2 separate regions of the Homo sapiens genome follow, and region 2 is linked to region 1. A link is an interaction called in ENCODE POLR2A ChIA-PET data of the cell type or tissue named here. Cell type or tissue: A673. All regions are shown on one strand. Each heading gives the region's core, and the rest is flanking DNA. Links, peaks and the distances in the headings are about the cores only.

Evidence for each region. ChIA-PET counts read pairs that join two places held together with the same protein. Peaks named below come from ENCODE experiments on the same cell type or tissue, not always from the same donor. Only the 100,000 strongest peaks of a DNase experiment are listed, where the experiment ranks them.
Region 2: POLR2A ChIA-PET joins it to region 1 with 15 read pairs; 4 of 35 experiments call an interaction of 5 or more read pairs at or near these places.

Annotation. Positions count from the first base shown.
Region 1 is chr12:110,381,809-110,388,191 of GRCh38, forward strand. It overlaps ANAPC7 (anaphase promoting complex subunit 7), which reads right to left. Exons shown (of 11, transcript NM_016238.3): 5 at 5,931-6,084; 6 at 4,519-4,661; 7 at 1,035-1,152; 8 at 1-140. Among named protein-coding and RNA genes, the nearest start is that of ANAPC7, 19 kb to the right of the region's middle. RefSeq lists an enhancer at 2,933-2,992. In A673, for the core only: no CTCF peak of the experiment used is centred there; a DNase peak (open chromatin) is centred at 2,623; H3K27ac peaks cover 1,233 bases.
Region 2 is chr12:110,564,655-110,572,114 of GRCh38, forward strand. All of the region lies in intron 1 of PPTC7 (protein phosphatase targeting COQ7), which reads right to left. Among named protein-coding and RNA genes, the nearest start is that of PPTC7, 15 kb to the right of the region's middle. In A673, for the core only: no CTCF peak of the experiment used is centred there; no DNase peak of the experiment used is centred there; H3K27ac peaks cover 1,106 bases.

The sequences.
Region 1 (6,383 bases), core at 1-5,000:
TTGCTTCTTGGACTCTGCCCATGTTCCTAAGTGCTGCTCCCTTAAGTAGCAGAGCTTGAACACTATTACTGTTCAGCTGAATGGCCTTGGCTCCTAAATAGAGGGCCCGGGAGTAGCGTTTGCTATAGAAGCTGTGACAGCTGGAGAAAAAAAAAAAAAAAAAAACACAAAAACCCCAGAAGTTATCCAAGAGAAGACTACAAAGAAAGTTGATCCAAAAATCATATTGAAGGCCCTGAACATAATCCTTATTCCAAACCACACTTATAGTTTTAACCTAAGATATTAGTAGAAAAGCAAAACAAACCAAAAAATCCACTATTTATTTTTAAGGGGAAATCTTGATATGGAAGAGAAAAATTATGAAAAAGAACCTATGATCTGGATATTAGTTATTAGCAGAGAGGCATTCAGAGAATTTGTAAAGCCAGGTTAATAAACAAAGGAGCATCTTCTGGCCCCATCACTGATGGCTCAGTACTAAGCACAATGCATTCACCAACTCAGTTAATGCTTAACCCTAGAAGGAGAGGTTATTAGCCCATTTTCCAAATGAGAATACAGACCTAGATAGGTAAATAATGCATCCAGAGTCATAAACTATTATTTGAATCCAGGGCTGATTATCCTTTTAAAAAAAAAAAAAAAAAAAAATATATATATATATATATATATATATATATATATTTATAGAGACAGGGTCTTGCTACATTGCCCATGCTGGTCTCAAATTTCTGGCCTCAAGTAATTACCTCTTTTTATTTTTATTTATTTATTTTTGAGACAAAATCTCACTCTGCCGCCCACCTGGAGTGCAGTGGCACGATCTTGGCTCACTGCAACCTCTGCCTCCTGGGTTCAAGCAATCCACCTGTCTCAGTCTCCCAAAGTGTTGAGATTACAGGCATGAGCCACCATGCCTGTCCAGGTGATTACCTCTTAAACCTGTGCTTTCAATTTATATTCTCTTCAAGAGCAACCATTATCTCTTAATCTACTGACAACTGGGGAGAAAAGAGAATGCATAATCATACCCAGAAACCACCCACGGTTCTGCATGCTGATCAGAGATATTGAAAAGGCGGCATCCAAGGTTCTCAACATCCTCTAGCCGCCCTTCTCGTGCCAGTAGGTAGCCATATACATCCATTCCTAGAAGAGAAGGACATAGTGAGAAGAGGTGTTTTAAGAAGAGAAGCAGGGGTCCCACATACAGGAGTAGCACCCAACATCAGACCCCATGCTGAGGCCCCAGCTCCTGCAGGGGCTAAGCCCTTTCCACCATCACAGGCTCCTCCAACTACTATTTCCAGTTTCCTACAAAGTGACTATTAAAATGCAAAACCCAGGTTGGGCACAGTGGCTCACACCTGTAATTCCAGCACTTTAAGAAGCCGAGGCAGGTGGATCACGAGGTCAGGAGATCGAGACCATCCTGGCTAACACGGTGAAACCTCATCTCTACTGAAAATACAAAAAATTAGCCGGGCATAGTGGCACGCGCCTGTAATCCCAGCTACTTGGGAGGCTGAGGCAGGAGGATCACTTGAACCAGGGAGACAGAGGTTGCAGTGAGCCGAGATCACGCCACTGCACTGCCTGGGTGACAGACTGAGACTCTGTCTCAAAAAAAGAAAATGCAAAACCCAGCTGGGCGTGGTGGCTCACACCTGTAATCCTGGCACTCTGGGTGGCAGAGGCAGGAGGATCACCTGGGCCCAGGAGTTCAAGACCAGCCTGGGCAATATGGTGAGACCCTGTCTCTAAAGAAATTTTAAAATATCAGCCAAGTGGCCAGGTGCAGTGGTTCATGCCTGTAAACCCAGCACTTTGGGAGGCCAAGGAGGGCAGATCACGAGGTCAGGAGTTCGAGACTAGGCTAACAGGTGAAACCCCATCTCTACTAAAAATACAAAAATTAGCTGGGCATGGTGGCGTGTGCCTGTAATCCCAGCTACTCAGGAGGCTGAGGCAGGAGAATCGCTTGAATCAGGGAGGCGGAGGTTGCAGTGAGCCAAGATCGTGCCACTGCACTCTAGCCTTGGCTACAGAGCGAGACTCCGTCTCAAAAAAAAAAAAAAAAAAAAAAAGAAAAAAAAAAGAAAAAAGAAGGGCCAGGCGCGGTGGCTCATGCCTGTAATCCCAGCACTTTGGGAGGCTGAGGCAGGTGGATCACGAGGTCAGGAGTTCAAGACCAGCCTGGCCAAGATGGTGAAACCCCGTCTCTACTAAAAATACAAAAAATTAGCCAGGCACAGTGGCAGGCGCCTGTAATACCAGCTACTCGGGAGGCTGAGGCAGGAGAATTGCTTGAACTCAGAGGGCGGATGTTGCAGTGAGCCGAGATTGCACCACTGCACTCCAGCCTGGGCAACAGAGTAAGACTATGTCTAAAACATAAAATAAAATAAAGTAAAATAAAATAGAAAGAAAAAAAAATTAGCCAAGCACAGTGGCACATGCCTGTGGTCCCAGCTACTCAGGGGGCTAAGGCAGGAGGATTGCTTGAGCCCAGGAGGTCAAGGCTGCAGTGAGCTATGTTTGTGCCACTCCCGCCTGAGTGACAGAGTGAGACCCTGTCTCTAACAACAAAACCAAAACCAAAACCAAAGGAGGCCGGGCACGGTGACTCATGCCTATAATCCCAGCACTTTGGGAGGCCGAGGTGGAAATTCAAGACCAGCCTGGCCAAGATAGTGAAACCCCATCTCTACTAAAAATACAAAAACTAGCCAGGCGTGGTGGCACACACCTGTAATCCCAGCTACTCAAGAGGCTGAGGCAGAAAATTGCTTAAACCAGGAGGTGGAGGTTGCAGTGAGCCGAGATTGCACCACTGCACTCCAGCCTGTGAGACTCTGTCTCACAAAAAAAAAACAAAAAAAAACAAAAAAAACAAAAAACCAAAGGAGCAGAACAACCTACCTCACAATTTGAAAGCCTGCTATTTTCAGGAAGTGCTTGTCCTTCTATCCTGTGGTGTGATACACAGCTACCCTAACCCAACCAGAAAAGGCCCAAAAAAGGCATCAACTAAGGTCTCTCTTCCCAGAGTTCTAGACCATCAGAAATACACTGCTGAAAAGCCAATCAGTCTCAGAAAAAGTTGGCCTATTCCAGAAAAAAGCTTGTAGTTCTATCCAGAATGCAGTTCATTAAAGATCACTGCCTCGGGCTGGGTGCAGTGGCTCAGGCCTGTAATCCCAACACTTAGGGAGACTGAGGCGGGTGGATTACCTAAGGTCAGGAGTTGCAGACCAGCCTGGCTAACATGGTGAAACCCCCGTCTCTTCTAAAAAAATACAAAAATTAGTTGGGTGTGGTGGCGGGCGCCTATAATCCCAGCTACTCGGGAGGCTGAGGTGGGAGAGTCACTTTAACCAGGAGGCGGAGGTTGCAGTGAGCAGAGATTGTGCCACTGCACTCCTGCCTGGGCGACAAGAGTGAAACTCCGTCTCAAACAAACAAATAAAAAATCACTGCCTCTCCGCAGCCCCCGCTTTATTCTCACCCACATTCTATAAAAAGGGACCTATGCTCACTGTTACCCATCTCTTGCCACCATTCTCTTCCATCCCTTGCTATCCCTTCAGATTCCCATGAAAATTCCTCTCAAGCCAAGATTACTGCAATGCTCCTGCTAGCCCCTGGGCCTGGGTCTGAGATTCCAAGCTGCCATTGCCATTCCAAGCTGCCAGCTGTTGCCAGACTAGTATTTCTAAAACATCATTTTCATCATGGGTGCAGGCAGCTTGGAGAAGAGGAATAAGCACTTGAGGTGAGGGGAGATCTTGTGCAAACAAATCCATCCTTCTAGATCTGCTTCCTCATCTAAACGCTTGGGATGGCCCCTTCCCAGCTCCATCATTCCCCTGGCTTAAGAGCTCATAAGACTGTTTATTGTCACAAGGCCCTGTTTTTCTGATGGCCTTTTTTGGACCTTTACAAATAGACAGCATATCTATCTGACCTTATTTCCCACTATTCCTGAGAACTCACTGCCAGTGTCCTAACTGCCATCTGTTGGAGGTCCCTGTGAAGATTACCCTTCACCTGCAATCTTTTTCAAGATCAGTGATTTTTCTGTTGTTCACGCCTAATTACTGCCTTTAATCACCTTATCCCTTTCTTATTCCTTTTTAATTATACTAAGGACATGGCAAAACAAAATTCCCTAAAAGGATATTATGGTTTTAGGGATGCCATCCAAATTCTCAGTCAGGCACACCATAAATTTATAAGTCATAAGGAGGAGCTATGACCCCCTCAAAAGAAAAAAAGCCAAATAATGATCTGTGGGGAGAAGACACTTGAATTCAAGCAAAAACAGCTGCTCAAATGGTATTACCTAAGCGTTAGAGACATGTGTCATGACCTAAAAAAAGTAAAAGACTAGTATAAGTTTTATACACCATTTCTATGAAACTTGGTATCGAGTATTAATGCTGCATATTCTCCCTATTATCTCTGATCCCCCCCAACAACAGCCACTGTCTTCCTGCCCCAAGAATTACTTACCTTTTATCAGATAAGGATCCAACATCTGTGCCTGTTCAAACTTGAGGACAGAGTTTTTATTGTCTCCAGCTCTGAAGTACAGATCTGCCAAGCTTCCCAATAGGTCCACGTTATCTCGCAATAAGGATTTTTTCTCTAGTGAACTTTAAGATATTTATTAAACATTGAACCTTTAAATCTATTATAAATCCTCTTAGTTGCTGAATCTGGATGATTGGTCATACAGATACTATTTTCTTTTGCATAAATATAAAATTCTTCGTAATAAAAAACTTTAAGCTTATGACTTTAAAAAAAGTTATATAGGACAGGATAGCAAAAACAAAGAATAAAGCAGAAGTCTCTCAGTACCAACAAATAACTCTGTGGTTGCAGTTCTTCAGAACACAACATACGCTACATGGTGTTAAAGGTAATGTCATTCACAAGTGACACCTATTTATTACTCAAGTAAACGACTTTGCATAACACAAGCCCAAGTCTCTTCTTGTCCTTGAACTTTATCTGAATATAAAGAAAATCCCTAGTCCTAAGCAGGCAAGCTAGGTTAGACACTGCAATAAACCAAGCTTCTGGTGAGTGCAAAATGATTTTCTTCCAGGCTGAAGAATGATACACCAAGGCCAGGCATGGTGGCTCACGTCTATAATCCCAGCACTTTGGGAGGCCCACGTGGGAGAATCACTTGAGCCCAGGAATTCAAGACCAGCTTGGGCAACATGGTGAAATCCCATCTCTACAAAAACATACAAAAATTAGCTGGGTGTGGTGGCATGCGCCTGTAGTCCCAGATACTCAGGAGGCTGAGCAGGAGGATGGTTTGAGCCCGGGAGATTGACAGGTCAAGGCTACACTGAGCTGTGACTGCGCCACTGCACTCTAGCCTGGGAGAGAGAGAGAGAGAGAGAGAGACAGAGAGACAGAGAGACAGAGAGAGAGAGAGAGAGAGAGAGAGAGAGACAGAGAGAGAGAGAGAGAGAGAGACAGAGAGACAGAGAGAGAGAGAGAGGCAGAGAGAGAGAGAGACAGAGAGAGAGAGACAGAGAGAGAGAGAGACAGAGAGAGAGAGAGAGAGAGAGAGAGAGAGAGAGAGAGAGAGAGAGAGACCGACCTTGTCTCAAAAAAAAAAAAAAAAATGACACACCAAGGTAGCCTGCTTTGCTTTGCAAGGGTTACTACCTGTGCAGGCACAGAGCTAAACTCAGTCAGATTTCTATTTTTACAGGTCTCCAACAGAGATGATTACATGATTACATTTGGGACCATTCAGTATAAAAGACTAACACATCCCAGAGACTGGCTGCAGCACCAACAGCAAAGCATCTCATTTTTCTTTTTGCTACTTCAGATACATCAGACTTCCAGACAAGCAAAGGGCCTCAAGAACACTGAATTAACTTTGTGGCTCTCACCAGATGGTACTGATTGCTCTTGAGTTGTCACCAGTGTGCACAAAAGCATACGCTTTGATCCACACAGAGAGCCAGTCCAAGTTAGGCACGGTTTGGATCACATTCATTGTCATGGATGCCACCTCTGCCCCTTTTACAGAAAGGGACAACAAGCCTAAACCAACAGAAAGCAGAAGAAAGAAAGTAAGGCACGATATCTCTCTTCCACATGCAAGGAGCAACGGGCTACATCTTCCCTTGGCTAAAAGGCAACTGCTTCCCTATTCTGAGCGATGCATGAGAGAAAAACCATAATTTAGTATTTCTTTTCTTTTTGAGACAGTGTCTTGTTCTGTCCCCCTGGGCTGGAATGCAGTGGCACAATCTCAGCTCACTGCAACCTCTGCCTCCTGGGTTCAAGCGATACTCATGCCCCAGCCTTCCGAGAAGCTGGGACTACAGGCACGCGCCACC
Region 2 (7,460 bases), core at 1,434-6,433, 180 kb after region 1:
CAAATGTAACTTTTTTTTTCCTTTAAACGAGAACATCATTCCTTTGAATAGCCTGCCAAGTGTAGAACTGTCTCTTAATTTCTGAACACTAATTTATATACACATATATATACACGTATATATATACATACACGTTATATATATATACACGTATATGTATATGTGTATATATACATACACGTTATATATATATACACGTATATGTATATGTGTATATATACATTGTTTTTTTTTTTTGAGATGGAATTTCACTTTTGTCGTCCAGGATGGAGTGTGATGGCACAATCTTGGCTCACTGCAACCTCCACCTCCTGGGTTTAGGAGACTCTCCTGCCTCGGCCTCCTGAGTAGCTGGGATTACAGGCACCCGTCACCATGCCCGGTTCATTTTTTGAATTTTTAGTAGAGACGGGGTTTCACCATGTCAGCCAGGCTGGTCTCAAACTTCTGACCTGAGGTGATCCACCCGCCTCAGCCTCCCAAAGTGCTGGGATTACCCACCACGCCTGGCCTATATTTTTTACTCTATACATTGTTCAACTAAGTAATGATCTTTGAGTAGTAGGACAATGAGTACTTTTTTTTTCTTTTTCATACTTTTTTTGTTTTGTTTCGTTTTTCAGACGGAGTCTCGCTCTGTCGCCCAGGCTGGAGTGCAGTGGCATGAACTTGGCTCACTGCAACCTCCGCCTCCCAGGTTCAAGCGATTCTCTGCCTCAGCCTCCTGAGTAGCTGGGATTACAGGCGCCCACCACCATGCTGGGATAAGTTTTGTATTTTTAGTAGAGACGGGGTTTCACCATCTTGGCCAGGCTGGTCTTGAACTCCTGACCTTGTGATCCATCCCGCCTTGGCCTCCCAAAGTGCTGGGATTACAGGCGTGAGCCACCGTGCCTGGCCCATACTTTCCAATTTTTTAGCAATGAGTAATGTTACTTTCATGGGAAGGATGACAAGAACTATTTATGTAAATCAGGTAAAAACCACATTCTATACTCACATTTAATATTAAAACTATTCAAAACATTCTATTGGACATTTACTGTATGCAAGACACTATGGTGAAAGGGAGCTAAAGATTTATATGTAATAAAATATTTCCTGCATATGGGAACTTAAAATGAAGTGATGATTTTGGTTGGGGAGGACAGTTTAGGGAGATTCAAGATATATGACTATAATAAAGTAAAATATGCACCAATAAAAACAAAAGCAAAGAAGGTCAGATTATGCATAGCTGAAGGAATCAAAAGGATTAATGAAGAAGTGTCTGAAATGAGCCTTGAAGGATGAAAGAAAATGAGTTGTAGGAGAGGAGGCTGACAAGACAGGCATTTTGAGCAATTCCCTAGGATTCTGACTTACATGAATAAAGTACAAGTCATAGCAGGTGAGGGTTCCAAGAGCAGGGAAACTTGACCTCCAGGTAAATGTCTATTACATTCATGCCAGGAACCTCTCACCATTAATCAGCGCAAACAATGCAGTGCAGAGCTTACGGCATTTAGGAGTCCCTGGAAGGAAAGGCTGGCCTGAGGCTACCAAACTCAACAAGGCTTGTTAAGTTTTTGTTTTAACTAATAGTTAACAGTTAAGCAAAACCCCTTAATTAAAACAAAAGCAATAGCTAATAACTAAGTAGAAGTCACAATCAGCCAAAATCACCTCCCTAAAAGAAAATCTAAAATGATCTTTTCTAACTGGAAAGGCAGTGTGGGATACTGAGCAAGGACACAGGCTCTGGAGGCAGATCTGGGTTCAAACTCCAGCCCCAGAACAAGATGTGCTAAGCATGGCCTTGGGCAGCTCTCTGAGCTTCAGTAGCTTCACCTGTGAATGGAGTCGTATCCTCGATTTCACAGGGCCGGTGTGAGGAACGAGGATAACCTCTTCAGAACATCTACCAGTGCTCCGCTCACAGCCAACATTCAGCAAGTTAGAGTTATGCCTATCTCTAAGAAAGGCTGGCGAGCAGCAAACAGACCAGCCTAGACTGCAGCAATCAGAAAAAAAAGAGTCTTTGACCCATGTTTGTAGGCTGCCAGCTCTACAAACACTAGTCTGTGGTCACAACCAAAAGACAATGCCCACTCAGAGATAATGCATAAAAGATAAGTAGTCCATTCAGCTCTTTCAGTCACACATCCACCACCATTCAATATTCCATTAAACATTCAATAGTAACATTTTCAAGTACTAATAAACATATATTTGTCTCCAAAAATAACAAGGAAAAAAGGATTTACCTGCACTTTGAAAAGAATATTTTCCCCAGAAGGACTCTGAAGTAACCTTACTTAGCAAATACTTCAGAGCCTGCTGCCTCCTGTGTCAGGATTCCAACTCAAAGATTTCTCATTTTACATGGGAAATCCTAAAACTATGAGGAATACATACATGGGCCTAACCATTTTCTTCGTCACTACAATAATACCAGTGCCTTTATAGCGATCTTCCCTTCTCTTTTCTTCCCCTGTACATTGTGAGCCTCCAAAGGGCTGAGTCTCACACAGCTAACCGTTGTTTCATCCCCACTGGCTGGCCTAGTACCTGGCTCAATGATTCCCCACCCTTGCTGCACAATGAGATTACCTATGGAACCCCAGCCCTACTCCCTGAATCGGTGTGGCCAGGGTGGGCCTAGGCCTCTCAGCACAGGCGATTCTAATGAGAATCAATGGTCCAGCTGGATGGAAGCATTCCACAAGCCTGATGGTTCTGCCTGTAAAATGCCTCTTGTACCAAGCAATCCCATTTTCTGTTCCCAAACTTGATCCTTCCTTTTGCATTTCCCACCCTAATTAATGGCAGCCCAGCTACCCATACATACTTCCAGGCTTAGAACCCTTAAGGCATCTTCCAAGTGCAAAACCTCTAACTCAATTTCCACTCCTCTTTCTCTTTTATCCTCTGACCAATTATCACCAAGCCTACCATGAGTCTGAAGCTCAACTACTTCCCACTGCCCTAGGTAAAGCCCTTTCTAGCTCAGACAATTTCAGTAGCTTCGTAACTGGTCTTTTGCCTCCTGTTCTCCCATTACACCCTCTGTATCGATTTGTTTTTTACAACACTGCAATGTCCATGTTACTCCTCTAGTCAAATACCTTCCATGTAATATGTATTTATTTGCTTGTATATGTGAAATATTCTTTAGAAGGATACACAGAAACTAGTACTGGTTGCCTCTTGAGAGGACTTTGTAGCTTGGAGACAAGGGTGATGAGACTTCACTGTGCACTCTTGAATTCTGAACACCTTTTAAATTCTGTACCATTTGAATGTGCTGCCTCTTCAAAAGCAAAGACCTCTTTCTACAGCTTCCTCCCCACCCACCCCCCAAAAAACAAACCAAACCAAACAAAAAACCCACCCAATTCCTTAACATGATAATTTAGTCTCAGTCTATTTTCTAACATCAATTCTCAACACTGACCCCTATGCCGACCCTACCAGCCATGAAACAGCTGTAGTTTTGGGGATCTACTTTGCCTTTGCTGAGCCCTCAATCTGGAGTATTCCCATTCTTCTCATTTGCCTCAGCTTACTGAAAAACCCTTCTCTTAAGGCCTGACGTTGTGCCCCTACAATCTCATGCGTTTTTTTTTTTTTTTTTGAGACGGAGTCTTGCTCTGTCACCCAGGCTGGAGTGCAGTGCCGCGATCTCGGCTCACTGCAAGCTCCGCCTCCCGGGTTCACGTCATTCTCCTGCCTCAGCCTCCTGAGTAGCTGGGACTACAGGCGCCTGCCACCACGCCCGGCTAATTTTTTGTATTTTTAGTAGAGATGGGGTTTCACCATGTTAGCCAGGATGGTCTCGATCTCCTGACCTCGTGATCCGCCCACCTCGGCCTCCCAAAGTGCTGGGATTACAGGCGTGAGCCACCACGCCTGGCCCTCATGCATATTCTTTCACACCAGTCCTGTGCATGTTTGCCTTCCCCACAGGACTATGAAACATCAGGGTTGAAGTCTGTTTTGTTCATTGGTCTTTAAAACAACTGTCAGGGACTAATAGGAAGCAACCAATAAACAATGAATTCAGCTGACCACACTGAAAAGTTAGAACACCAATATCTGGTATACAAACTTTCAGCCAAAAACTCCAAAGGGATTGAACCTAGTAATGGATCCTAGCGTTTCACAAGGTGTCATTCCCTGGGTCAGAACTCGCTACAAGATGTTCCTCTAACAGGCCATTCAAAGAGAAGGCTGCCAGGCAAGGTGGCTCAAGCCTGTAGTCTCAACTACTTGAGAGGCTGAGGCAGAAGGATGGCTTCAGTCCGGGAGGTCGAGGCTGCAGTGCACTACAACTACACCTGTGTAGAGAATAGCTACTGCACTCCAGCCTGGGCAACACAGCAAGACCCTGTCCCCGCCCCCCCCCCTCAAAAAAAGCCAGGTGCAGTGGCTCACGCCTGTAATCCCAACACTTTGGGTGGCCAAGGTGGACAGATCACTTGAGGTCTGGAGTTCAAGACCAGCCTGGCCAACATGGTGAAACCCCATCTCTACTAAAAATACAAAAATTAGCCGGGCATGGTGGCGGGCACCTGTAATCCCAGCTACACGGAAGGCTAAGGAAGGAGAATTGCTTGAACCCAGGAGGCGGAGGTTGAAGTGAGCGGAGATCACACCACTGCCCTCCAGCCTGGGCGACAGAGTGAGACTCTGTCTCAAAAAATAAAAAGTAAAAATAAATAAAAATAAAAAAAGAGAAAGAGAGGGCTGAGCTGATGGAAAGAGCATTAAAGAAAAGTCTGGAGATAACACTGCTCCCAACTTTCTTTGCCACTAACTGGACCTAAGACACTGGTCAGATCGTTTCTCTAAGCTTTAGTTTCCTCATCTGTGAAATGAGGGGCAGGAAGACACAGTCTCTCTAGAGTCCCTTTCTCGGATCCAAGACTGTGGGACTTATAAGTCACACTGCAGGAAAAAAAGAGCCAGTTTAAGAAACTTTATAAACAAAGGCTAACAAATAAGGCTATCCTGTCTTCATTCACTTAGGAAAAGAAAACAAAACAAATAGGGCTATACTTTGCATTTCACATACAATATTACATTTACTGCATGAACTAGTTTTGAAACAAAGCCTTCATTTCTGGCTTCCCAATTTATCTCTTGTCCTTATTGCACTGCCACATGTATATTTCCAGTGAAGTTTCAATAATGATTTAGAGAGTGGAAACAGTGCCCCTTGTCCTTTCACTTTAGTTTTAAACACCTAACTAAAATGTTGGCAAAGTTTTTCTTAAAGCCACTAACAAACACCTCAACCACTTTTCAATCTGAAATCCTAATAAAAGAATAAAAGATGATGGCCAAGCACAAGATCCTGGAACAACAACAACAACAACAAAGATGGTTATAAATTAGTATTTGTGGGGAAAAGCAAGAGAGATCAGATTGTTACTGTGTCTGTGTAGAAAGAAGTAGACATGGGAGACTCCATTTTGTTATGTACTAAGAAAAATTCTTCTGCCTTGAGATTCTGTTAATCTATAACCTTACCCCCAACCCCATGCTCTCTGAAACGTGTGCTGTGTCAACTCAGAGTTGAATGGATTAAGGGCGGTGCAGGATGTGCTTTGTTAAACAGATGCTTGAAGGCAGCATGCTCCTTAAGAGTCATCACCACTCCCTAATCTCAAGTACCCAGGGACACAAAAACTGCGGAAGGCCGCAGGGACCTCTGCCTAGGAAAGCTAGGTATTGTCCAAGGTTTCTCCCCATGTGATAGTCTGAAATATGGCCTCGTGGGAAGGGAAAGACCTGACCGTCCCCCAGCCCGACACCCGTAAAGGGTCTGTGCTGAGGAGGATTAGTAAAAGAGGAAGGAATGCCTCTTGCAGTTGAGACAAGAGGAAGGCATCTGTCTCCTGCCTGTCCCTGGGCAATGGAATGTCTCGGTATAAAACCCGATTGTATGCTCCATCTACTGAGATAGGGAAAAACCGCCTTAGGGCTGGAGGTGGGACCTGCGGGCAGCAATACTGCTTTGTAAAGCACTGAGATGTTTATGTGTATGCATATCTAAAAGCACAGCACTTAATCCTTTACATTGTCTATGATGCCAAGACCTTTGTTCACGTGTTTGTCTGCTGACCCTCTCCCCACAATTGTCTTGTGACCCTGACACATCCCCCTCTTTGAGAAACACCCACAGATAATCAATAAATACTAAGGGAACTCAGAGGCTGGCGGGATCCTCCATATGCTGAACGCTGGTTCCCCGGGTCCCCTTCTTTCTTTCTCTATACTTTGTCTCTGTGTATTTTTCTTTTCCAAATCTCTCGTCCCACCTTACGAGAAACACCCACAGGTGTGTAGGGGCAACCCACCCCTACATCTGGCGCCCAACGTGGGGCTTTTCTCTAGGGTGAAGGTACGCTCGAGCGTGGTCATTGAGGACAAGTCGACGAGAGATCCCGAGGACGTCTACAGTCAGCCTTACGGTAAGCTTGTGCACTCGGAAGAAGCTAGGGTGATAATGGGGCAAACTAAAAGTAAAATTAAAAGTAAATATGCCTCTTATCTCAGCTTTATTAAAATTCTTTTAAAAAGAGGGGGAGTTAAAGTATCTACAAAAAATCTAATCAAGCTATTTCAAATAATAGAACAATTTTGCCCATGGTTTCCAGAACAAGGAACTTTAGATCTAAAAGATTGGAAAAGAATTGGTAAGGAACTAAAACAAGCAGGTAGGAAGGGTAATATCATTCCACTTACAGTATGGAATGATTGGGCCATTATTAAAGCAGCTTTAGAACCATTTCAAACAGAAGAAGATAGCATTTCAGTTTCTGATGCCCCTGGAAGCTGTTTAATAGATTGTAATGACAACACAAGGAAAAAATCCCAGATGTAGGGGTGGGTTGCCCCTACAGTATTAATTGACTTCACGAAGTCAAATGATCTATAAATACTCATGTATAGAATTGTACAGTAATTATTGCTGCTCACCTCTAACTGTGCCTAATTTATAAATTAAACTTTATCACAGGTGTGTATGAATGTACAGGAAAAAACATAGCCTATATAGGGTTTCATACTAAAGAGCTTCAGGCATCCACAAAACATACTAACCTTGTTATTCAAAGACCATTGATTGTTTGGTGAATTGTGTATTGTAATAAGAAAAAAATGACAGGATCAAAATGGCCTTTCAAAACCAAGAGAAATGGATTTCTAAGAACAATGCATACATAAGGCATCCTTATTTAGACTTTCTAATTTCATAGAAACACTAATGGTTCCATCACCAATTAGTGGTCAACCTAGAGGCCATAAACAGTTTTCTAGCTCTTATGGAAATAGCTTAAATCTTATTTTCTTGCCCCAAATTGCTATTCAAACATAGCAGATATGAAAACAGAAGCACTTTTTGTTTGCCTCATTCAGCCCAGCCAACCTTTTGCATTTACCTCAAATGACAGCATAGACTAATTTTGGTAAGT